3 separate regions of the Homo sapiens genome follow, and regions 1 and 2 are each linked to region 3. A link is an interaction called in ENCODE POLR2A ChIA-PET data of the cell type or tissue named here. Cell type or tissue: GM12878. All regions are shown on one strand.

Evidence for each region. ChIA-PET counts read pairs that join two places held together with the same protein. Peaks named below come from ENCODE experiments on the same cell type or tissue, not always from the same donor. Only the 100,000 strongest peaks of a DNase experiment are listed, where the experiment ranks them.
Region 1: POLR2A ChIA-PET joins it to region 3 with 5 read pairs; 1 of 35 experiments calls an interaction of 5 or more read pairs at or near these places.
Region 2: POLR2A ChIA-PET joins it to region 3 with 6 read pairs; 1 of 35 experiments calls an interaction of 5 or more read pairs at or near these places.

The regions. Positions count from the first base shown.
Region 1 is chr7:106,548,448-106,556,447 of GRCh38, forward strand. No RefSeq gene overlaps it. Among named protein-coding and RNA genes, the nearest start is that of CTB-30L5.1, 46 kb to the right of the region's middle. RefSeq lists an enhancer at 4,424-4,723. In GM12878, no CTCF peak of the experiment used is centred here; a DNase peak (open chromatin) is centred at 4,514; H3K27ac peaks cover 1,811 bases.
Region 2 is chr7:104,891,746-104,899,745 of GRCh38, forward strand. All of the region lies in intron 2 of LHFPL3 (LHFPL tetraspan subfamily member 3), which reads left to right. It overlaps LHFPL3-AS2 (LHFPL3 antisense RNA 2), which reads right to left. Exons shown (of 4, transcript NR_027374.1): 4 at 2,883-4,319. Among named protein-coding and RNA genes, the nearest start is that of LHFPL3-AS2, 31 kb to the right of the region's middle. RefSeq lists an enhancer at 5,672-5,811. In GM12878, no CTCF peak of the experiment used is centred here; DNase peaks (open chromatin) are centred at 3,476, 3,986, 4,607, 5,746 and 1 weaker place; H3K4me3 peaks cover 2,734 bases; H3K27ac peaks cover 5,226 bases.
Region 3 is chr7:105,348,911-105,356,910 of GRCh38, forward strand. All of the region lies in intron 2 of SRPK2 (SRSF protein kinase 2), which reads right to left. It also overlaps the pseudogene LOC124901716. Among named protein-coding and RNA genes, the nearest start is that of SRPK2, 36 kb to the right of the region's middle. RefSeq lists an enhancer at 3,444-3,523. In GM12878, no CTCF peak of the experiment used is centred here; DNase peaks (open chromatin) are centred at 3,411 and 4,994; H3K27ac peaks cover 2,297 bases.

The sequences.
Region 1 (8,000 bases), 1.2 Mb after region 3:
AAAGTACACTATTTTTCCTTAGTCATTAAGAGCTCACCCTGGTTAATTCTTTTTTATTTTTTGCCTGTTTATCCAATGACATTAGGAGGTCAAGATGTCTGGGTAGCTGTCTTACCTCCAATTCAGCAGAACCACTGTCACATGCCCTGGTGGAAGCATCCCTTCTTTGGGCACTTGTGCTCTATCTACCCCAGCAGGGGCCAGTGTCATGGGGATAAGAAGCAATATTTTATGAGTCTATCATGAGGAGTAATAGTGAAAGGTGCCACTTCCACTTCCATCCTCAGTTTCCTGGCACATGATTTGGCCAAGGGTACAACTGGTAGAGTATTTATTGTATAGGAGTGAAAGAGGCCTTTGTCAAATTTGTTTTCACAAAGTTTATCAACAGCTTATTGTTTATAAAGCCACTGAACCATGCTTTAAAATGATTAATTGTCAGAATTCAATATTTTTCCACATGAATTTGTGTTACCTTTGGGATTTTTCAATAAAAATGCAACTGTCTAAAATCCCTAGGCATTATTTCAGTGATATCATAATCATGGAATCAACAGAGGATGAACCCATGAAAATATAGAGAATCTTACACTTCTTTTAGAAATTGGGTATCCACATGAAGAAGTAGAAATGTGACATTATAACTACCATTTTGGAATGATGCTTTGTATTAGTCAGCTTAGCCTAGATTGATGACAGCCCCCAAATCTCAAAGGCTTACAACAGCAACCAAATATTTTTTGGTCACAGTAGATGTCAGCTGCATTAGCTATGATTCTGCTCTCCATTTTCAACCTAGGACCAAGTTGGAGTACCAGCCCTTTCACATCTTGGGATATAAATCTCAAGTGGTGAAGGGGAAAAAGAAAGAAAATGTTAGAACCTCATGAAGGCTCTTAATATCTTTCACTAAAATGCCATGTGTCACTCTCACCCACATTGGCCAAAGCCAGTCAGAGGGCCTGATGTGGAGTAGGGAGCATCTTGATGCCAGTGGGAGAGGAAGCTTATGCCTCTCAAATAATTGGGAACAGTAATGCAAGCTGTCCCATGCCCTGACATGAATATTTACTCCACTCAAGGCAAAGTAGTGCAATCTAAGCTGAAACTACTTTAAAAATGTTTAAAGCTTTTTATTTGGTTGGATAAAATAGATTTAAAAGAACAATCTTAAATCTTTTCTTGGGGCAGTACATTTTCTTAATATTTTTCTTCCATAAAAGGCAGTAATCAGGAAGCTTTTATTATCATAGTTGATTGGTTTTAGAACTTCAGTATAACAGTGCCGTCCAGAGCATGAAGAAGATGGCTTTTCAGTCTCTGTTGGTACATCGTCATGAGCCCTAGGATTTACACAAGAGAGTTTTTACTCACATTAATATTCTGAGAGGTTAAGTAAATTTCCTGAGGTCGTGGTCATATTAACTGGTGCATAATGGATTCAAACCAAAGATGATTCCAATATTTAATATACTAATCTTTCCATTTCATATTGATAAAGAAATCCTTGTTATTTGCTTGTTACTGTGTGAGATAAGAAGTTCCATGTTTTCTGTATGTCTTTAATGATCTTCAACCTCCTTTGGGACTCTACTTAAGATAAGCCTATGTCCTTAATTATGTCACCATGGATTCTGCCCTGGTGTATTCTGCCTTATGTTTGTGATTACATAGTTTGACTACAAGCTTGGAAAAGAAAGACCTAATATGATGCCTTGAATCAGCTGCCACTACATATACCAGAATATATTGTATTGCTTCCACTGAAAATTTTGATGTTATATTTCATTAATTCACCACTCTGGGTTGATCGAAAAGTACTCTAAGATTCTGTAACAGATCTATAGTTACTGAATGTGTGTGAAAGGAACAAATCAAATTGTTTTCCAGCTTGCAGGATGAATTATCTTCCTATAAAGGGTACCTATTATAAGGAAATTTTTCTTATAAATTTCAGCAGGCAGCTCCTAATTTACCTTATTCATTTTATACAAAACACATTGAGAAACTGTTTGCATGAAGTCATTGATTAGAAGTTACGTCTGGAATTGCTGTTTTAAAATACTCTAAAGGGATATCTTTTATAGGCTTTACTACTTAACACAGCCCACCAAAGAATGTTTCCCCATGAGCAATAACTAGGAATCTTAGTTTAACATATATATTGAATTTCTAGAATTATTTTGGCAGAGGAACACTTGCAATAGATACCTCATCAACAGGACTTTAAATAGCCTTGCCGACCCAGGGTTTTTAAAAAAGAATTTGGGGAGATCAGGAACTTAAAATTATTCTAAATGTCATCTGAAAAAAATACATACATGGAATGACCTGGAAAGGAGGAGGAAAAGGTAAAGGAGAAGGAAATAAAGAAGACTTGTTTGCCAACTAGAAAAACATTATTATAAAGTTACAGAAATTAAAAACCATCACTGAGCCAAAAGCAGGGAGACAAATCAATGTAACAGAATACAATGCCAAAACAGTCCTATAAATATGAGAATTTGGTATATAATAAGGGTATCATTTCAAATCTGTAGAGAAAACATGGTCCCTTTAATAAATGATATTGTGAAAACTGGCTAGTGTTTTAGGGTAAAACATTTGGATTTCTGTATCATTCCTTTGCCAAAATAAGTTCTGAATGGATCAATGACTTAAATATTTAAAAATAAAATTAAATATAAAAAGTACTTATTATGGATTAATATTTTTATCATGTAATTTCCTTGACTTTTCTGCATTTGTTGTTAAGGTGCATGTTTCATCGAAGCAAGGACCATCTTTACTTCAGTCACCATTGCATCTGTAATTCCTAGCATATCATCAGGCGCCCTCAGAAAATAGCTGTCAAAGAGCTAAATGAAAAAATTAATAGTTTACCAGACATAATTACTAGACACTATTGTTTCTTACAGTGGTCTGCATATCCATCTGTCCTGTTTAAGAAACTTATGGATAGAAGGGAACCTAACCATTCACATTCATCACTTGTAGGGAAAAGATCAATGAAAAAAACTAAATATCTCCTGAGGTCGATTATGGGGGTAAATAAGACTTGGGTAGGCTTCTCACCACTCAGCCAAAGAATACAAGCTTAACAAGAGTCAGTTATGTTGAATTACTGACATGCTGACATGCTGAGATTTTGCCTTTTCTATCCCCATCAGATTAACTGATAGCTTACAAGGCAAAACAGAAATCATTCTGGAGTCTCATGTCTACACCTGAGCATCAGTCTTTTTTTTTTTAACCCACAAACACTGGTCTTTGCAAGGTACTATAGTTCACTCCCCTGTCATAGAATACCTACATCTCTGTTATACATGACTTATAATGAGACTCTTCAATATGGCATTCTCTTGTTGATCAGCTGCCATGGCATTCATTCAGTATGGTAGAGAAGAGCACATTGATTGTTATTGCTATTGGCTAAATTTCCTGACACCTTGTCAGAATGACAAATGAAGGAAGCAGCAAGTCCTCACACAACCATGACTTCTTAGGCAGCATCACCTGGGGTTTCAACACCAGTAGTTATAGCAGGTAGACCATGAGCTTTGGGCCAAGACATGCCCAGTTCCAAACCCTAATTTAGACACATCCTAGAACCACAACAAGGTTTTTCCTTACTTGAAAGACTTTGTCAAAGGCTTGTTCCTGCTAGCTGACTCACTGCTGATACAGGACACGAGGAACCCCAGACATCCCACCATTCCTCATTTGGTGTCTGCCCACTTACACAGAACCCTGTCTGCCTCTTCTCTTGAGCCAGGCCCAGGTGGTAGGGAGCCACATTAAGAATGGTGGACAAAGAATGATAAACTCTCTCAAGCCCATTCCAGGACAATCCAAGTAATCTAAAGGAGGATTCATACAGGAAAACAAGTTAATACAATTAACCAGAATGAAGGGGTAAACTAGAGAGTTGGAAGGAAAGAGAGGAAAAAAACATAAGCAAAAGCTGAATGGTTGGGTGGTTCAAGGCCTAGATACTTTCATTAGGCCTGGAATTAAGTGGAAAAGCAATTCAGCTGCCTTCTGCATGAGAGAAAGAGAGAGGAGCCCGCATAAAGGCCATTTATGGTCCAGGACAGAGAGATGAAAGAAAGAGAATTTTTAGAGCCTGACAGAGAAGTTAGGAGGGAACAGTAGTAAAAAAGAGGGAAATTAGATAAGAAGACATTTTGAAGAAACACATAATTTGTTTATGTTTAAATATTTTATTCTTTGTGTGGTCTCAGTGGAAAATTGCCAAAGGGATGATGTGTTTTACTTGCTTCACAAAGGGCCTTGCACAGGGCCCCATGCACGCTTCCCATCCTTTATGGCTGACTCCTGCAATACATGTCCCCTAAACTCAGAGAACTCCCTTGAGGATCTCTTGTGTGGCCATTGCCCACATTGCTCTGGGATATCATGAGCATTGTTGCCTTGTACAGCTTTGCGGTTTACAAGAGAGTCGCTAAACATTTCACCAAAGTCATTCTGAAGATCCCCTTTCAACAGTTTCATGCAATGGCGATTTTCACTTCTGCAAAACTGCAATGAAGGCCACATCATCTTTTTTCAAGGTCTGTGAGTCACTTGAGATTATGGCTGTTATTAATAGACTGCAAAATCAACCATCTCCTTCTTCACCTCAGCCAGTCAGTTGAGCATTCAATATGTATTGAGAACCTATAATGCCTTTGCCTTCAAGAGGCACAGGTCAGTTCTGTCCTCAAGAAGCTGCCCCCAAGGTGTCCAGCTATGTTCCTATCTGGAGGGAGGAGAAGGCCATCCTTAATCTTTGGGGCTGATGAGTCCAGCGCTTCTTCAACATTTCCTGTCTCATAAACCCCTCCCCTCCCATTACTTTCTCTGAAAAAGTAATTTGATATTCTGGGAGAAAGGAGGAGTTTGGAGGGCAGGAGAGGTTTCCCACACCCCCAAATCATTCCAAGATGTCACTAAGGGCAGTCCTCTTTAATTCTTCATCTGCTGCTTTGGGGCATCTACCATTTGCTCAGTGGCACCATCTCACATGAAATCAAATATCCTCAAAATCCATCAACTGACGTCTTCTGTTGGAAAGGGATAACTTGGGTCTACTTCATTGGAACCTTCAAATTTAAGACTCTTGCCTAAGACTGTGGGTTGCTCTTCCATTACCACACCAATCAAATCAGCTGAATCTTAGAGAGCAGGGCTCTGAAGGAATAGAGGAGGGGTGAGAACACGCCAGGGGAGGACAGCAAGAGGTAAAAGATAAGTCTTTGACAGTCAGATCCCTGAGTACTAGGAGTGGACGTTTGGAGGCTCACTGAAAGGGAGAATGGAAAGATAAAAGACACCATAGAGCCAGGATGAACTCTGTCTACCACTGCACTTTGATGAGGTCCTGCTCAGTACATAGCTTAGAAAAATTCAAAGTCAAGTCAGGTCCCCTAAACCCTACCTAGCTAGGAATCACTGTATGTTCCCCTCCCTGAGTCATTTAAGTTGGCATAGGGGCAAACCAAATTTGGGGATGGTTAAAAGATAAAAAGGTGATTGATTTCCATGTCTATAGTTGTCATCTTACTCTAAGACCTCCCATAGTTTAGGGTATTATCAGTGTTATTAACTTTATTGAGCTCTCCTAGTAAACTAGACGTTTCAGGAATTGTACATACACAAAGTCACAACACATACACATCTGCATTTGAAATTCAGAAGCTGATGAAAGTAGGCCATACATGGGATGGGTCTCAAATCCCTTTACATGAAGAAAAGTCAGAGTAGCCGCCAAGGCACTCCTCACTCCTCACAGAGGAGTTGGGATTTTGGCAGAGGCCCAGGATGGGCACAGGTGTCAACTTCTCAGAAGTAGGTATACCAGAAAGAGAAGCTGGTAGGGGGAGGAACACATATGCTCTAAGACCAGCACTATCCAGTAGAAACATAATGGCAGCCACGTAGAGGAAATTTTAATTTTCTAGTAAACACATTAAAAAAGCAAGAGAAATATTAATTTAAAAGTATTTTCACCTATATATCAAAATATTTCAACATGTATCCCAAACCAAAATTATTAATGAGTTATCTTACATTATTTTCATACATTTTATTATTATTAAAGTTCTAAGGTACACGTGCACAATGTGTAGCCTTGTTACATATGTATACATGTGCCATGTTGGTTTGTTGCACCCATCAACTTGTCATTTACATTAAGTATTTCTCCTAATGTTATCCCTGCCCTAGCTCCCCACCCCACAACAGGCCCCAGTGTGTGATGTTCCCTGCCCTGTGTCCATGTGTTCTCGTTCAACTCCCACCTATGAGTAAGAACATGCAGTGTTTGGTTTATGTCCTTGTGATAGTTTGCTTAGAATGGTTTCCAGCTTCATCCATGTCCCTACAAAGGACATGAACTCATCCTTTTTTATGGCTGCATAGTATTCCATGGTGTATATGTGCCACATTTTCTTAATCCAATCTATCATTGGTAAACATTTGGGTTAGTTCCAAGTCTTTGCTATTGTGAACAGTGCTGCAATAAACATACATGTGCATGTGTCTTTATAGTAGCATGATTTATAATCCTTTGGATATATACCCAGTAATGCGATCACTGGGTCAAATGGTATTTCTAGTTCTAGATCCTTGAGGAATCACCACACTGTCTTCCACAATGGTTGAACTAATTTACACTCCCAACAGTGTAAAAGCATTCCTATTTCTCCACATCCTCTCCAGCATCTATTATTTCTTGACTTTTTAATGATCACCATTCTAACTGGCGTGAGATGGTATCTCACTGTGGTTTTGATTTGCATTTCTCTGATGACCAGTGATGATTAGCATTTTTTCATATGTCTGTTGGCTGCATGAATCTCTTCTTTTCAGAAGTGTCTGTTCATATCCTCTGCCCACTTTTTGATGGTTTTTTTCCCTGTAAATTTGTTTAAGTTCTTTGTAGATTCTTGATATTAGCCCTTTGTCAGATGGGTAGATTGCAAAAATTTTCTCCAATTCTGTAGGTTTCCTGTTCACTCTGATGATAGTTTCTTTTGCTGTGCAGAAGCTCTTTAATCAGATCGCATTTATCTATTTTGGCTTTTGATGCCATTGCTTTTGGTGTTTCAGTCATGAAGTCCTTGCCCATGCCTATGTCCTGAATGGTATTGCCTAGGTTTTCATCTAGGGTTTTTATGGTTTTAGGTCTTACGTTTAAGTCTTTAATCCATCTTCAGTTAATTTTTGTATAAGGTGTAAGGAAAGGATCCAGTTTCAGCTTTCTACATTTGGCTAGCCAGTTTTCCCAACACCATTTATTAAATAGGGAATCCTTTCCCCATTGCTTATTTTTGTCAGGTTTTTCAAATATCAGATGGTTGTAGATGTGTGGTGTTATTTCTGAGGCCTCTGTTCTGTTCCATTGGTCTATATATCTGTTTTGGTACCACTACCATGCTGTTTTGGTTACTGTAGGCTTGTAGTATAGTTTGAAGTCAGGTAGTGTGATGCCTCCAGCTTTGTTCTTTTGGCTTAGGATTATCTTGGCTGTGAGGACTCTTTTTTGGTTCCATATGAAATTTAAAGTAGTTTTTTCCAATACTGTGAAGAAAGTCAGTGGTAGCTTGATGGGGATGGCATTTCACGATATTGATTCTTCCTATCCATGAGCATGGAAGGTTATTCCATTTGTTTGTGTCCTCTTTTACTTTGTTGAGCAGTGGTTTGTAGCTCTCCTTGAAGAGGTCCTTCAAATCCCTTGTAAGTTGGATTTCTAGGTATTTTATTCCCTTTGAAGCAATTGTGAATGGGAGTTCACTCATGATTTGGCTCTCTGTTTGTCTGTTATTGGTGTATAGGGATGCTTGTGATTTTTGCATATTGATTTTGTATCCTGAGACTTTGCTGAAGTTGCTTATCAGCTTAAGGAGATTTTGGACTGAGGCAATGGGGTTTTCTAAATATACAATCATGTCATCTGCAAACAGGGACAATTTGACTTCCTCTTTTCCTACTTG
Region 2 (8,000 bases), 460 kb before region 3:
CAAAGCAGAAATGATATGTGCTGCTAGGAGCATTATTTGGCTCTCCTGTCTGTGACAGCCACCAAAGGCAACAAGAATAATGAAAAGAGATATGGTGTAGACAGGCTGACAGAAATGTCTGGAGGGAGCTCTTAGAGTGACTTAAACAGCCCCAACCTTGTTCTAGGATCTCACTAGACTCAGTGAATCACTTTGAACACAAATTAATCCAGCTACCAGGAATCTAAGAAAAAGAAATTGAAAGTTATTATTTTCTATTGTTATGACTTCTCATCCTTATGAAAGTGTTCTTCTTTTGCAACACTTTGCATATTGATCACAGATTTTCTTCTCAATGCTCATTCACTTATTCAACAAGAATGCATTGGGTGATACATTGAGGAATGCATTGAATGTATGTGAAGGTGCTAAAAGGAATGTTTAGAATAGCTATCCTTTTGGTGTGCTGAGAGTCTTCAGAGCATCTCCTAATCACTCTCTTAGAGAAGCAAATACAAACCCACAATAACATGGAAGATGGTAGAATGTTTAGCTTTTTATTTCCAAGGAATTTAATTTTCAAAATAATAGTGGCACATTTTTCCCAGTTATAAAAATGATGTGTGTTCAGCTCACTGTAAAAATAAAAACAGAAAAAGAAAAATCAGACAATTTTTCTTTTTCAGAGTCAAAAAACATCCTAAATCGTAGGGCATGGTGGCTCACACCTGTAATCCTAGCACTTTGGGAAACTGAGGCAGGCGGATCACAAGGTCAGCCGTTCAAAACCAGCCTGGCCAACATAGAGAAACCCCGTCTCTACTAAAAATACAAAAATTAGCCAGGTGTGGTGGCGGGCACCTGTAATCCCAGCTATTCCAGAGGCTGAGGCAAGAGAATCACCTGAACCCGGGAGGCAGAGGTTGCAGTGAGCTGAGACCACGCCACTGCACTCCAGCCTGGGTGACAGAGTGAGACTGTCTCAAAAAAAAAAAAAAAAAAAAAAAATCCTAAATCTACCATTCAGAGCTCAACTAACATTATGGGGTAGATCCTTCCATATTTTTTCTATGTACATATAAACATATTTGATTTTCAAAAATGAGATTCCATTAATCATGCTACTTCATATCCTGCTTTATTCTTTTATTATGGTATGTATGTTATTCATTTATTATAGAGCTATACAATCATTTTAAATGGCTGTATAGGCTGGGCACAGTGGCTCATGCTTGTAATCCCACGCTGAAGCAGGAGGATTGCTTGAGGCCAGGATTTCAAGACCAGCCTGGACAACATAGCGAGAAACTATCTCTACAGAAAAAAAAATGTTTTTAATTAGCCAGGCATTTGATTGTATGCACCTGTAGCCATAGCTACTCGGGAGGCTGAGGCTGGAGGATCACTTGAGCCCAAGAGTTCGAGGTTGCAATAAGCTGTGATCATACCACTACACTCCAACCTGGCTGACAAGGCAAGACTCTGTCTCTAAAAAAAAAAAAAAATTGGCCTGGCACGGTGGCTGACACCTGTAATCCCAGCACTTTGGGAGGCAGACGTGAGCTGATCACTTGAGGTCAGGAGTTCAAGACCAGCCTGGCCAAAATGGTGAAACTTCATCTCTACCAAAAATACAAAAATTAAAGGGGCATGGTAGTATATATCTGTAGTCCCAGCTACTCAGGAGGCTGAAGCAGGAGAATCGCTTGAACCTAGGAGGCTAGGAGGTGGAGGTTGCAGTGAGCCAAGATCACGCCACTATACTCCAGCCTGGGTGACAGAGCAAGGCTCCATCTCAAAAAAAAAAATTAAAATTAAATAACTATATAGAAGTAACCAAGGTTACTCTCCATTTTTTGCTATGATAATCTTATGTGTACAACTTTGTTGTATTATCATAGTACATTCAGAGCATTTACAAACATTTATTAAATGCTATTCACTGGGCTCAGTGCAGTGGCTCACGCCTGTAATCCCAGCTCTTTGGGAGACCAAGGCAGGTGGATCGCCTGAGGTCAGGAGTTCGAGACCAGCCTAGCCAACATGGTGAAACCCCATCTCTACTAAAAATGCAAAAATTAGCCAGGCATGGTGGCATACCCCTGTAATCCCAGCTACTCAGGAGGCTGACGTGGGAGAATTGCTTGAACCTGGGAGGCGGAGGTTGCAGTGAGCAGAGATCGCACCACTGCACTCCAGCCGGGGCAACAGAATGAGACTCCATCTCAAAAAAAAAAAAAAATGCTATTCATTGGACTTTAAGCACACAACCTGGTATTAATACAGATGCCAGTCTCCATCTGTGCACAGCAGAGAAAGAAGTAGAGTAATAGGCAAGACCATATCAAGACTCAGACTTGTCTAGGGGTTAAATCTAAGTAAAACACCCAACAAACAGCAGAGCCGGACCTAATCTGCCTTTGCTCTTTGTTATCCTTACAGTGGTATGGATACTACTCAGAGTCCTAATCAGTGAGTTACTTTTGTCATTGTTAAAATAGCATTAATAATATTACCTGCCCCGTAACGGTATTTGCAGGATTGCATAACATAATGCACATAAAGCACTTAGCACAATGCCTGGCTAACAAGTAGTGCTCAGTAAAGGTAGCTATTATCATTATAGGGAACTCTTAACATCCAAGTCAAGGGTCTTGCAGGGAACAAGGATTACAGCTGATTTCTAAGCTTTTCTGGGAGATGTCCTTACCAGGGACATCATTTAACTCAGAGCATGACCACATTCATAAAACAGAAGACAGTCTCCCAGGGTTCAGTCCGCTGGCACCTTCACTCCACCTTCCAGCCAAAGGTCAAGTATTTCCAGCACTCAGACATCATCCTTGATGCCTATAAAACTCTCAAGTTATTTTTAAATTCTTAAGTCCAAACAAGCACTAAGAAAGTGTATGAATTTTTTATTTTATTATTTGTTGAAATAAGAAAAACTTCACAGGGAGGTCTAAGAAACTGCTTTTCTCAATTCTACTCTATTTCATCTCCTCTCTCTGTCTCCCTAAAGAGGATAAATGTTTAATGCTGACCTTATTCCTCAAAACCACCCTGTAAAATAGGTATCATGTCCACTTTACAGACAAGAAAAGCAAAAGCATGGCAAGTAAAATGACTTGGCCACATCTAGGAAGTAGCCAACCCAGGATCCAAACTTTTATCTGGCTGCTTCCAAAGTCCAGGTGCTAATAATCTTACACTTGAGTGTACATGAGAATCACCTGGGATCTCAATACTGATTCTGTAGTTTCAGGTGGGACCCTGGAACCTGCATATTCCCAAATATGCAGGTGATCGAGATCCAGGGAGGTTCACAGGCCATAATTAGAGAAACACTGTCCTTGGCCATACAACATTAATGAAGTCCAGCCATAGGATTTTCTTCTCCTAGTCATTACCAAAGTAGCTTTATTGAAACTTCAGTACACCTCAGAATTAGCCATGTGTATATCCTGGATATTTGCCAATTTATGAAATGGTTCCCAGACCAGAGCTGGGACACACCTGGTTTCCGGATGTTTCTGCTGCATCTGTAGAAATCTTCACCATATCATCGCCCCAGGACAGAGTCAAATCAATTGGGTGACCTTTCCTTCTCTGAAATCCTAATCATCTATCCCCTAGGCCAGATTATCTTATCAGCTACTGACCCAGTTAGCTTTCCTACTTCACAACAGGTTTCTAATGCTTTATGTCAGTGTGAGAGAAATGGCAAGTTGGGAAAATTTGTGACATTGCATTCAGGAGGCAGTGAGGTAGAGCAATAGCTTTCAAACTAGATTCCATCAACCCTCAGGACACTGCAGAGGTGCAACAGGGAAAAGGGGCAGGGGAGAGAGAAAAGCCTGGGAGCTCTGAGCCCTTCATTAGAGCAGCTGTGCTCAATTCTGCTTCATATACAGAACCGGGATTTCTAAAAGAGTCACTCAAAAGCTTTTCAGTGGGGGGAGTGGGAAGGGAAACTGAAAAGAGAGAAGTCACAAGAGCTGGATTCTAACCCCAACTCTTCAGTTAACTTGGTATGTGACTTTGGGCAAATTGCTTCATCTCTCTGGGCTTCGGTCTGCTTACCGGAAAAAAAATGAAAACATTGGAACCATTGATGCCTGTCTTAGTCTGCTAGGGCTGCCATAAAAAATCCCACAGACCTGGTAGCTTGAACACAGAAATTTACTTTCTCACAGTTCTGAAGGCTGGAAGTCCAAGATCAAGGTGTGACAGGTTCGATTTCTCCTGAGGCCCCTCTCCTTGGCTTGTAGATGGCGGCCTTCTTGCCGCGTCCTCAGATGGCTTTTTCTTGGAGCATGCGCACCTGGTATTTCTTCCTCCTATAAAGAGATCAGTCATATTGGATTAGGGCCCCACCCTGAAGATCTCATTTTATCTTAATTGTCCTCTTAAAGGCGCTATCTCCAAATACAGTCGTATTGGGGGTTAGGGCTTCAATATTTACACTTTGGGAGACATAATTCAGTCCACAGCCTAAGGCTCCTTTCAGTAAACACCAGGGGTTGTTGAGCAGCAACTATGTGCCAGGCTTTCCTCTGGGTGCTAGGGACACTGTGGCTTCTCAAAAATGCCCGTTGTCTGCAGCCATACCCACCTGAACATGCCCAATCTTGCCTGATCTCAGAAGCTAAGCAGGGTCAGGCCCAGTTACCACTTGGATGGGTGAAGTGGCCCTTGCACTTGAGGAGCTCACTGTCCAAAAGGTGAGCTCCATTAACGGATGACTGGGGCAAAACAGAAACCCAAAAAAGATAAGAACAGTTCAGGAAGTGGCTCCCAGGGAAGCAACCTAAGATGAAATGATGAAATGTGAAACATGAACAGGTGTTCACCAGTTAGAAAACTGGAGGAAGGGCTTTTCCAGCAAAAGGAGCAAAGGCCCAGAGGTGGAGCAAAGGCCCAGAGGTAGAACACATCCAGGGTGCTGGAGTGCAGTCTGAGGTGGGAAACCCCAGAGGAGGGGCTGGAGCAGGGAGAGGCCACAGGAGGCCTCATTAGCTGTGCTAGGCAGTTATGCATATTCAGTAGAAGGTATCACTGCTAAAAAGTTTTAAGCTGGGCTGGGCTCGGTGGCTCATGCCTGTAATCCCAGTACTTTGGGAGGCCAAGGCGGGTGGATCACTTGAGGTCAGGAGTTCAAGACCAGCCTGGCCAACATGATGAAACCCCATCTCTACTACAAATACAAAAATTTGCTGGGCATGGTGGCGCACACCTGTAGTCCCAGCTACTTGGGAGGCTGAGGCAGGAGAATCAGTTGAACACGGGAGGCAGAGATTGCAATGAGCCAAGATTGCACCACTGCACTCCAGCCCAGGTGACAGAGTGAGACTCCATCTCAAAAAAAAAAAAAAGTTTTAAGCTGAAGAACAATCTATTTATTTCTGCATTTTAGAAAGCCCCAAAATTCTAAAATTCTATTTAGCAGTCTCTGGCTTTCCATGACTGCCACGTCATTTGTGGCTAACCAGTGTCAGCCAGCTGGTGATGTATTGCACAGCTACTAAATGCCTTAATTCTTGGTTACTTCTCTCACAGGGCCGTGGGTGTGTGTGCTTATGTGTGTGTGTTCATTAGATCTTGGGTATAAATTGCCTTCTGGACTCTGCAGTCCGCTTCCCTTTGGTCTAGAGAGGAAGCATACATCATACTCAAATGTCTTATTTCATTACAATAAACACCCATAAGGATAATTAGGACCAGGACTATTACATTTGTGGTAACAAAGGCATGTAAAACTTCATGATCCTGAACTCTCTGCCTGCTAAAGATTCACTAAGACCATAGGTTCACATGCTGAGAAACGAAAGCCTCACAGCTTCCTGGAGGAGAGAATGCACTTAAGGTTTTAAAGAGCTGTACCTTACCACAATATCACTGAAACTTACAGAGTATTTAGAAGAAAGGGGAACATCACTTGGGTTTTTATAGATAATTGTTAGTAATCTACTTATTAAACACACTGATTCTAGTGCTTTCTGAGAAATTTGCAAAAGACAATCCTTTCTATTGTAAATTCCTTGCTAAAAGAGGATTAAATAAAGCATTAAATAAAGCAATTAGATGCACAAACACAGATATATCAATATACTTTGTTCAGGTAATATAATTAATGACAACATCTTCTCCCAACCCAGAAAACCTTTCCATAAAGGTAGTAGAAAAAGAAAAGGTGTATTACTGAATAAGAATTAAACCAGAATGGGATCCACATCACAGGCAATTTGCTAAGAGACTGCTGACAGAAAGAAATGTCACCCCTTTTTTTTTTTTTTTTTTTTTGATACAGAGTCTCACTCTGTTGCCCAGGCTGGAGTACAGTGGCACCATCTCGGCTCACTGCAACCTCCACCTCCCAGGCTCAAGTGATTCTCCTGCCTCAGCCTCCCTAGTAGCTGGGATTACAGGCACCCACCACCACACCCCGCTAATTTTTGTATTTATTAGAGACAGGGTTTCAACAGTTGGCCAGGCTGGTCTCGAACTCCTGACCTCAGGTGATCTGCCCGCCTCAGCCTCCCAAAGTGCTGAGATTACAAGTGTAAGCCACTGTGCCCAGCCGAAATCTCACCCTTTTATATAGCCAGTACCACCCATTACATAAAAGTTCTCAAGACACACAGTAACTAGTCCTCAAGTAAGAGGACTGGGCAGCACCATTTATTACATATAGTGCATCCTAAATTCACCTGGTAATTGAGGGTGATTATCTGTTAATTAATTGGTTTTATACAAAGGGAAAATAAACTTCTCTTGTCTTTATGACAGGTAGTTTTACAACTGGAAGCAAGGCACCTCCCAAAGTTAGGCTCCTGCCCTCACTCAGAAACTGGGAGAGAGGGGCACAATCTCCTCTGATGTTTACATTTCAAAGATATGGCTTCCAGTTACTTCAGAAAGACATTTATGGGCCACGAAGCTGGAAAGGGCCAGGCGCGGTGGTTCATGCCTGTAATCCCAGCACTCCGGGAGGCTGAGGTGGGAGAACTGCTTGAGCTCAGAAGTTTGAGGCTGCAGCGGGCTGTCATCTTGACACTACACTCCAGCTTCAGTGACAGCATGAGACACTGTGTCTAAAAAAAAATTATTGGCTAGGCATGATGGCTCATGCCTATAATCTCAGCACTTCGGGAGGCTGAGGCAGGCGGATCGCTTGAGCCCAGGAGTTCGAGACCAGCCTTGACAACAAAACTCTGTCTCTACAAAAATTAGCCAGGCATGGTGGTATGCGCCTGTAGTCCCAGCTACTTACGGGGCTGAGGTGGGAAGATCGCTTGAGCCCAGAAAGTCAAGGCTGCAGCGAGCTGTGATTTTGCCACTGCATTCCAGCCTTGGTGACCGAGTGAGACCCCATCTCTAATATATATATATATATACTGTCAATATTTATTGAGCTCTTTCTATGTGCCAGGTTTATACTTTCTGTTATAAACACCTTATAAGCATCATTTCAATCTTCATGACAGGTTGGAAAGGAAGTACCCCAGCCTATTGAATGGGGAAATTGAAGCACAGATATGTAAAACATCTTCTCTAGAGTTACCCAGCTGGTAAGTTGTTGAATTAGGGTTGAAAGCCAGGGAGAATGGCTCCTGAACACACACATTTAACCACTGAACTATATGCCGCCGAGAAAATCAGGAAACATATTATCAAGGAAGGCCAATTGACTTCAAGATGATATTTGGAGAAAGAACACCTGTGGGACAGACCTCGCTGAGAGAGAGAGAGTACCTCTGGCAGGAAGGGAAGTAAGGACAGAATCAAGAAACGGGAAAATGATACGAAGCTGGTAGTCTTTCCCACACAGGAAGGAGAGGAAGCTTAAAGGAACATGTATGAAGCTCAATATTAAATGACAATGAACAGAGATGAATTTATTATTTTGAAAAGCCAACACTTTCAAAGTATTTCAAAGGACAGCACTTTCAGGAAAGTGCATGTCAGTCACTAAAGTAGGGACAGAACATTAAGATCACCCCCTAATTTATTAATTCTTT
Region 3 (8,000 bases):
CAAGGCGGGCAGATCACCTGAGGTTAGGGGTTCGAGACCAGCCTGGCCAACATGGTGAAACCCCATCTCTACTAAAAATACAAAAATTAGCCGGGCGTGGTGGCGCTTTCCTGTAATCCTAGCTACTTGGAAGGCAGAGGCAGGAGAATCACTTGAACTCGGAGGCGGAGGTTGCAGTGAGCCTAGTTTGCATCACTGCACTCCAGCCTGGGCAACAGAGTGAGATTTTTGTAGAAAGAGAGAAAGAAAGAGGGGGAGGGGAGGGGAGGGGAGGGGATGGAGGGGAGGAAGAAATCAGAGCTTGTCAAGAACCTACGAAAGAATTAAGGGGGCCAAGCATGGTGGCTCACGCCTGTAATCCCAGCACTTTGGGAGGCCAAGGTAGGCGGATCACTGGAGGTTGGGAGTTCAAGACCAGCCCGACCAACATGGAGAAGCCCCATCTCTACTAAAAATACAAAATTAACTGGGCATGGTGGCGCATGCCTGTAATCCCAGCTACTCAGGAGGCTGAGGCAGGAAAATCGCTGGAACCTGGGAGGCGGAGGTTGCAGTGAGCCGAGATCACACCATTGCACTCCAGCCTGGGCAACAAGAGTGAAACTCCATCTCAAAAAAAAAAAAAAAAGAATTAGGAAAAGAGAGTAATAACATATAGTAGCATTAAAGTACAACCACACCTTAATATCCTATGTAATCAGAGATTCTTCACAAATATCCATGTGAAAGTCCTAGGGTCAAGGACTGGCTAAGCCCAAAAAACCAGAGATAACTGAACAGACACAGCAGGAAGAAAAGAGTAAATAGCAAAGTTACTATTTATTGAACGGTGCCTGTCTTTTTTTTTGAGCTGGAGTCTCGCTCTGTCGCCAGGCTGGTGTGCAGTGCCGTGATCTCAGCTCACCGCAACCTCCACCTCCCAGGTTCAAGCGATTCTCCTGCCTCAGCCTCCTGCATAGCTGGGATTACAGGCACATGCCACCACACCTGGCTAATTTTTGTATTCTTAGTAGAGATGGGGTTTCGCCATGTTGGCCAGGATGATCTCAATCTCCTGAACTTGTGATCCACCTGCCTCAGCCTCCCAAAGTGCTGGGATTACAGGCGTGAGCCACTGTGCCTGGCCAAACAGTGCCTGTCTTAATACAGCAGGCATTATGCTAAATATATCACCTGAATTTTTACTTAATCCTCACAATAACCCTGTAGTTGCTATAATTTTTTTTTTTTTTTTTTGGAGACAAGAGTCTCTCTCTGTCACCCAGACTGGAGTACAGTGGCTCAATCTCAGCTCACTGCAACCTCCGCCTCCCCTGTTTTAGGTAATTCTCCAGCCTCAGCCACCCGAGTAGCTGGGATTATAGGCACATGCCACCAAGCCTGGCTAATTTTTGTATTTTTAGTAGAGACAGGGTTTCACCATGTTGGCCAGGATGTTCTCGATCTCCTGAACTCGCATCCACCCACCTTGGCCTCCCAAAGCGCTAGGATTACAGGCATGAGCCACCGCGCCTGGCCGAACAGTGCCTATCTTGATACAGCTGGCATTATGCTAAATATATCAGCTGAATTTTTACTTGATCCTCACAATAACCCTGTGGTTGCTACAATTTTTTTTCTTTTTTTTTTTTTTTTGAGACGGAATCTCTGTCACCCAGGCTGGAGTGCAGTGGCTCAATCTGAGCTCACCGCAACCTCCGCCTCCCCCGTTTCAAGTAATTCTCCTGCCTCAGCCTCCCAGGTAGCTAGAACTACAGGCATACGCCAACACACCCAGCTAATTTTTGTATTAGTAGAGACGGGGTTTCTCCATATTGGCCAGGCTGGTCTCCAACTCCTGACCTCCCCACCTTGGCCTCCCAAAGTGCTATAGTTGCTATAATTAATCCCATTTTACAAATGAGAAAACTGAGGCACACAGATAGCTTAAACATGTTCAGATTACATGGCTATTAAGCCATTACACAGCAGGATTAGGGTAAGAAGCCACGTCTGCCAGCCAACCCTATACTACATTAAAGTTTACAGAGCCTATCTTACGCGCTTTATCTATTTGCTACCACCCTGTGATATGATTTGAATGTTTATCCCATCTGAAACTCACGTTAAAACTTAATCCCCAATGTGGGTATTATGAGGCAGGTCTTTAAGAGGTGACTGTGTCATGACGGTTCTGCCCTCATGAATGGAACCTATTCATGGATTAATGAGTTAACGAATTTTAACGGATTATCCTGGGAGTGCGACTGGTGGCTTTATAAGAGGAAGAGACCTGAGCTAGCACACTCAGCCCCCTAACCATGTGATACTCTAGGCCACCTTGGGACTCTGCAGAGTCCCCACCAGCAAGAAGGTCCTCATTAGATGCACCCCTTGACCTTGGCCTTCCCAGCATGCAGAACTGAAAGAAATAAATTCCTTTTCTTTATAAATTACCCAGTCTTAACCAGGCCCACCCCTGGTTAAGGATGGGCAACAGGCTCACCCCTGTAATCCCAGCACTCTGGGAGGCTGAGGAGGGCGAATCACCTGAGGTCAGGAGTTTGAGACCACCCTAGGTGACAGAGTTACACTCCGTCTCAAAAATAATAATAATAATAATAAATCACCGGCCGGGCGCAGTAGCTCACACCTGTAATCCCAGCACTTTGGGTGGCCGAGGCAGGAGGATCACCTGAGGTCAGGAGTTTAAGACCAGCCTTGCCAAAATGGTGAAACCCCATCTCCACTAAAAATACAAAAAATTAGCTGGGTGTGGTGGCCGGCACCTATAATCCCAGCTACTCGGGAGGCTGAGGCAGCAAAATCGCTTGAACCCGGGGGGCGGAGGCTGCAGTGAGCCAAGATTGTGCCATTGCACTCCAGCCTGGGAGACAAGAACAAGACTCCATCTCAAAAAAAAAAAAAAAGAAGAAGAAGAAGAAGAAGAAATAAATAACCCAGTCTCAGAAATTCAGTTACTGCAACAGTAAACAGACTAAGACACCCTTATAATCCACTGTAAAGCAGGCTGTGCAGTTTGATGATCCCCAGTCTCAGAAATTCAGTTACTGCAACAGTAAACAGACTAAGACACCCTTATAATCCACTGTAAAGCAGGCTGTGCAGTTTGATGATCCTATTTTCCTAGAGAAAATAAGAGATTCAGGAAGGATGAATCATTCCCTCCCTATGGAGCAAGCAGCAGAGCTGGGTCTAGAATCCCCGTCTTTTAACTCTTCACCACTGTTTCTCCTCCTCAATATGCTTAGCTAGTGTGGTGGTTTCAAAAATATGTTCACAAATTACTTAATTTGCATCTCTTCAAAGGGCAGAACCTGAACTCTCCCTTGAGTGTGGGCTGTACCCAGTAACTCCCTTCTAACAAACGTGGCAGAAGTGGCAGTGTGAGGTCTTCTAAGGGTGTGTTATAAAAATGTAACCGCAGCTTCCTCCTTGCTCCCTCTTGATGAAGCCAGCTGACATGTTGTGAGAACATTCAAGAAGAGGTCCACAGAGCAACAGGCAAGGCCTCCTGCCAACAGCCTGGAAGCAGATCCTCCAGCCTCAGCCAAGCCTTCAAAATGACTGCAACCCTGAGCCAGAACCACCCCACTCAACTGCTTCCAAATTCTTAACCCACAGAAACTAAGATGATAAATGTTGCATTAAACCACTATGCTTCACAGTAACTTGTTATGTGGTAATAAATAGCTAATACAACTAGGGGCTGGGTGTGGTGGCTCACGCCAGTAATCCCAGCACTTTGGGAGGCCAAGGTGGGCAGATTACTTGAGGTCAGGGTATCGAGACCAGCCTGGCCAACATAGTGAAACCCAGTCTCTTACTAAAAATACAAAAATTAGCTGGCTGTGGTGGCGCACGCCTGTAATCCCAGCTACTCGGGAGGCTGAGGCAGGAGAATTGCTTGAACCCAGGAGATGGAGGTTGCATGAGCCAAGATTGCACCAGTGCACTCCAGCCTGGGTGACAGAGCGAGACTCTATCTCAAAAGAAAAAAAAAAAAGCTCTTGGCTAGTCATCAGAATTACATGATCCCTCCCTTAATTTCACACAGTAAATGCCAGTACCTCTATTGGTTAACATTCTATTCCACCTTGTGTCACTGCTAGTTGTTTACCTGCCTATCTCTGAGACTAAGTCATAAATCCCTTATTATCTAAGGTTCAATTTTCTCATCAGTAAAATGAAAGGGTTAGATTAAGTAATTGCTAAGGAACTCCCAACTCCAAAGTTCCATAAGGATGACTCTTAATTGAAAAAAGTAAGATAGCACAGTTGTAAGCTTCGACTTGGTAGTTTTAAATCTCAGCTCTACAACCTATCAGCTCTAAACAATGGGCCTGCTGCTGAACATTTCTGTGCCTCAGTTCCTCATCTGTAAAATGAGAATAATAGTGCTGTTAGAATTCTTCCAGGTAATGGTTTTGTTTTTTTGTGTTTTTTTTTGAAACAGTCTCCCTCTGTCACCCAGGCTGGAATGCAGTGGTGCAATCATGGCTCACTGCAGCCTTGACCTCCTGGGCTCAAGCAATCCTCCCATCTCAGCCTCCCAAGTAGCTGGGATTACAGGAGCGTGCCATCCAGCCCAGTTTGTTGTTGTTGTTGTTGTTGTTGTTGTTGTTGTTGTTGTTTGGTGGAGACAGGGTTTTGTCACGTTGCTCAGGCTGGTCTCAAACTCCTGAGCTCAAATGATCCGCCTTCTTTGGCCTCCCAAAGTGATGGGATTACAGACTGCCTTCAAGCAAATTCATCAGGCCCATGTTCCTGAATGCCCCAAGGTGAGCAGTAAGGAACAGAAAAACACTTTCCTTCTCCAGAAAATCCCACTCCTGAGCTGATAGGAGGGGATCTCAGAAAGAATCATCACAAAAGACAGGACAAACTAAAGAAGCTGGCAGACTTTTTTAATTCTTCCCAGTACAAACTGGAACTAGACATGCAGAGAGCCTTCCTAAAGGCAACGCCCAAATCCCACGTGAGGCCAAACTTCTCCCCAGGGAGACTGAGAGCCAATGTTCTTATCATAACACTCCTCCCCACAGTGCACCCACAGACAAGGAAGCCTGAGCAGTTGTGGCTGTCACACAACAGATGCAGCGTTCAGGCCAGAACCTTCCAGGACCTTCCTCTTTGCTGGCCCAACAGCTGCTGCATCTGCCTGGCCTTCGAGGAGCAGCCAGTATGTATGTGGCTGTGTGGAGCAAGAATGTGCCAAAATAAGCAACCAAGTCAATCAGAGATGGGTTTGGGGCTAAGTTGACATGGTAACAGGACCAGTCACAGGTCTCCCCATGTATGGTGGGACCACAGAGCCCTATGTCCTCCATTCATTCTTCTCTGGGCAGTTTCTGTCCAGGACAGCTATGGGGCAAATTCCACCTTATCCTTAAGACTCACCACCTGGGTGTGCGTGGCTCTTGCCCGGCAGCTCATCCAGCTCATCCACCCTGTACTCAGAGATGCTTTTTTCCTCCTGCACAGGCTGTGGGTCCTTTCCCCTAACGAATCACTCCAGGTAGTAGCCCACAGTCCTGGCCACAAAGGCCACAGGGTATGTAACTTAAGTAGCATAGGTAAGCATTACGATCCAAAGCACAAGCCACACATCATCAGGCAGCCTGGCACAATTTACTGGGAATCCACTCATGCATAGCAATGCAAGAGATCACACCCTGTTTTATGCAACAGTTGGGTACCACAAATAATCTGCAGCACAGCCCATACTCCTCTGTCCAGCCCTGGTCTCTACCTGCTGGCTGGGAACAGACATTGCTACTCCTAGCAGCCCACATGGCCTCCTGTTGTTTTTTAATAACAACTACAGTCAGATATATAACTCACATGTACAATTCACCCAATTAAAGTGCACAACTTAATGACTTCAGTATATTCACAGAGCTGTACAACCATTACCAAAATCAATTTTACAGTATTTTTATCACCCCAAAAAGAAACACATACCCATCAACAGGCACGCCCCATATTTCCCCCTCCCCACCAGCTCTAGGTAACCATAAATCTACTTTCTGTCTCTATGAGTTTGCTTATTCCAGATATTTGATATAAATTAAATCATATTAATAAGTGGTCTTTCATGACTGACTTCTTTGATCCAGTATAATGTTTTCAAGATATATCCATGTTGTAGCATGTAACAGTACTTCATTATTTTTACTGCTGAATAATATTCCATTGTAAGGATATGCTACATTTTGTTTATTCATCAACTGACATCTGAGTTGTTTCCATCTGGCTGTGATCAACAATGTTGCTCTTTCAGTTTTAAGTAACAGAAAATACAGCAGGGCACAGTGGCTAACGCCTATAATCCTAGCACTTTGGGAGGCCACAGCAGGAGGAGTGCTAGAGACCAGGAGTTCAAGACTAGCCTGCGCAACACGGCAAGACCTCATCTCTACGAAAAAAAAAAAATTTTTTTTTCATTAGCAAGCAAGGCACAGTGGCTCACGCCTGTAATCCCAACACTTTGGCAAACAGAGGCAGAAGGATCATTTAAGCTCAGGAGTTTGAAACCAGCCTGGGCAACATTACAAGACCACATCTCAACTGAAAATAAAAATTTTTAAAAAATTAGCCAGGCATGGTGGAGCACACCTGTGGTCCCAGCTACTCAGAAGGCTGTGGTGGGAGGACTGCTTAAGCCTGGGAGGTCAAGGCTGCAGTAAGCCATGATAATGTCACTGTGTTCTAACCTGGGTGAGAGAACCTGTCTCCAAGAAAAAAAAGTGATAGAAAATCCAAATCAACCCTGCTTAAACAAATAACTAAACGTCAAGCAGGCAGCCTTTGCATAAGACACAGCCTGAGTTAGGGTTTAAATATCACCATCAGGGCCAAGCACGGTGCCTCACGCCTGTTACCTCAGCACTTTGGGAGGCTGAGGCAAGCAGATCCCTTGAGGTCAGGAGTTTTGAGACCAGCCTGGCCCACATGGTGAAACCCCGTCTCTACAAAAAATACAAAAATTAGCCAGGCGTGGTGGCATCTGCCAGTAGTCCAGCTACTTGGGAGGCTGAGGCAGGAGAATCACCTGAAACTGGAAGGCAGAAGTTTCAGTGAGCTGAGACCATGCCACCGCACTCCAGCCTGGATGACACAGTGAGACTCTAAAATAAATAAATTAAATTAAATAAATAAATATCACCATCAGGATTGAGTTTCTAACTCTTGGCAAGGCTCAGTTCTCTGTTCATTTTCAGGATCTGCATGGTGACAAAATGGCTTCAATACCTCTATTTCACATCCTCTCCATTGAAGCTTATAGGAGAAAGCAAGAGCCTCTCCCAAATCCTCATGCAAAGGCCCTAAGATTAGCTCTGGGTGGGCTCTCCAACTGAAAAGTGGAAGGCACTAAGTAAAATAGGCCGTGCTCCATCCTGGAGCATGAAGGAAACTAGAGAGAAACCCAAACAATGTGAACCAAAAATGGACAAGAGATAATCCCTATACAAAAACTGAGGCCCATTTCGACTAGGATAAATGGAATCTGGGCAGCTGAAAAAATTTTTAAGCCCAGTTTAGAGTGTTGTGACAATTAAACCTGATAAATGCATATTAAAGTATGTAGCAGAATGCCCAATACACAATAAATACTTAATAAATGTTACTCACTATATTAGCTATTTTTTGTAGCTAATATAGTGAGTAATTTAGATAAACCCATGAAATTTGATAGTTTGGGGCAAAAAAAGACAATTTCACACAGTTCAACATCATACATACTCAGCTTAAAATTAAGGCAAGTACAACCTGTATTTGCTTTTTCATAGTGAAATGTAAGTCTGCATCTCTATTAGATATATTAAATACCCAAAAGAAGGAACAGTTATTTCCAAAATTTTCAAAACCTTGGGTTAAAAATGCAAGTATCTCTTCTTTAACAGAGATTTCTCTGGTCCTGTGGAAGATACATGATAGAGGCAAAATATGAGAAATGAAAGACCCTGAGACAGCTAGTACTCCCAAAGCATCTGCTA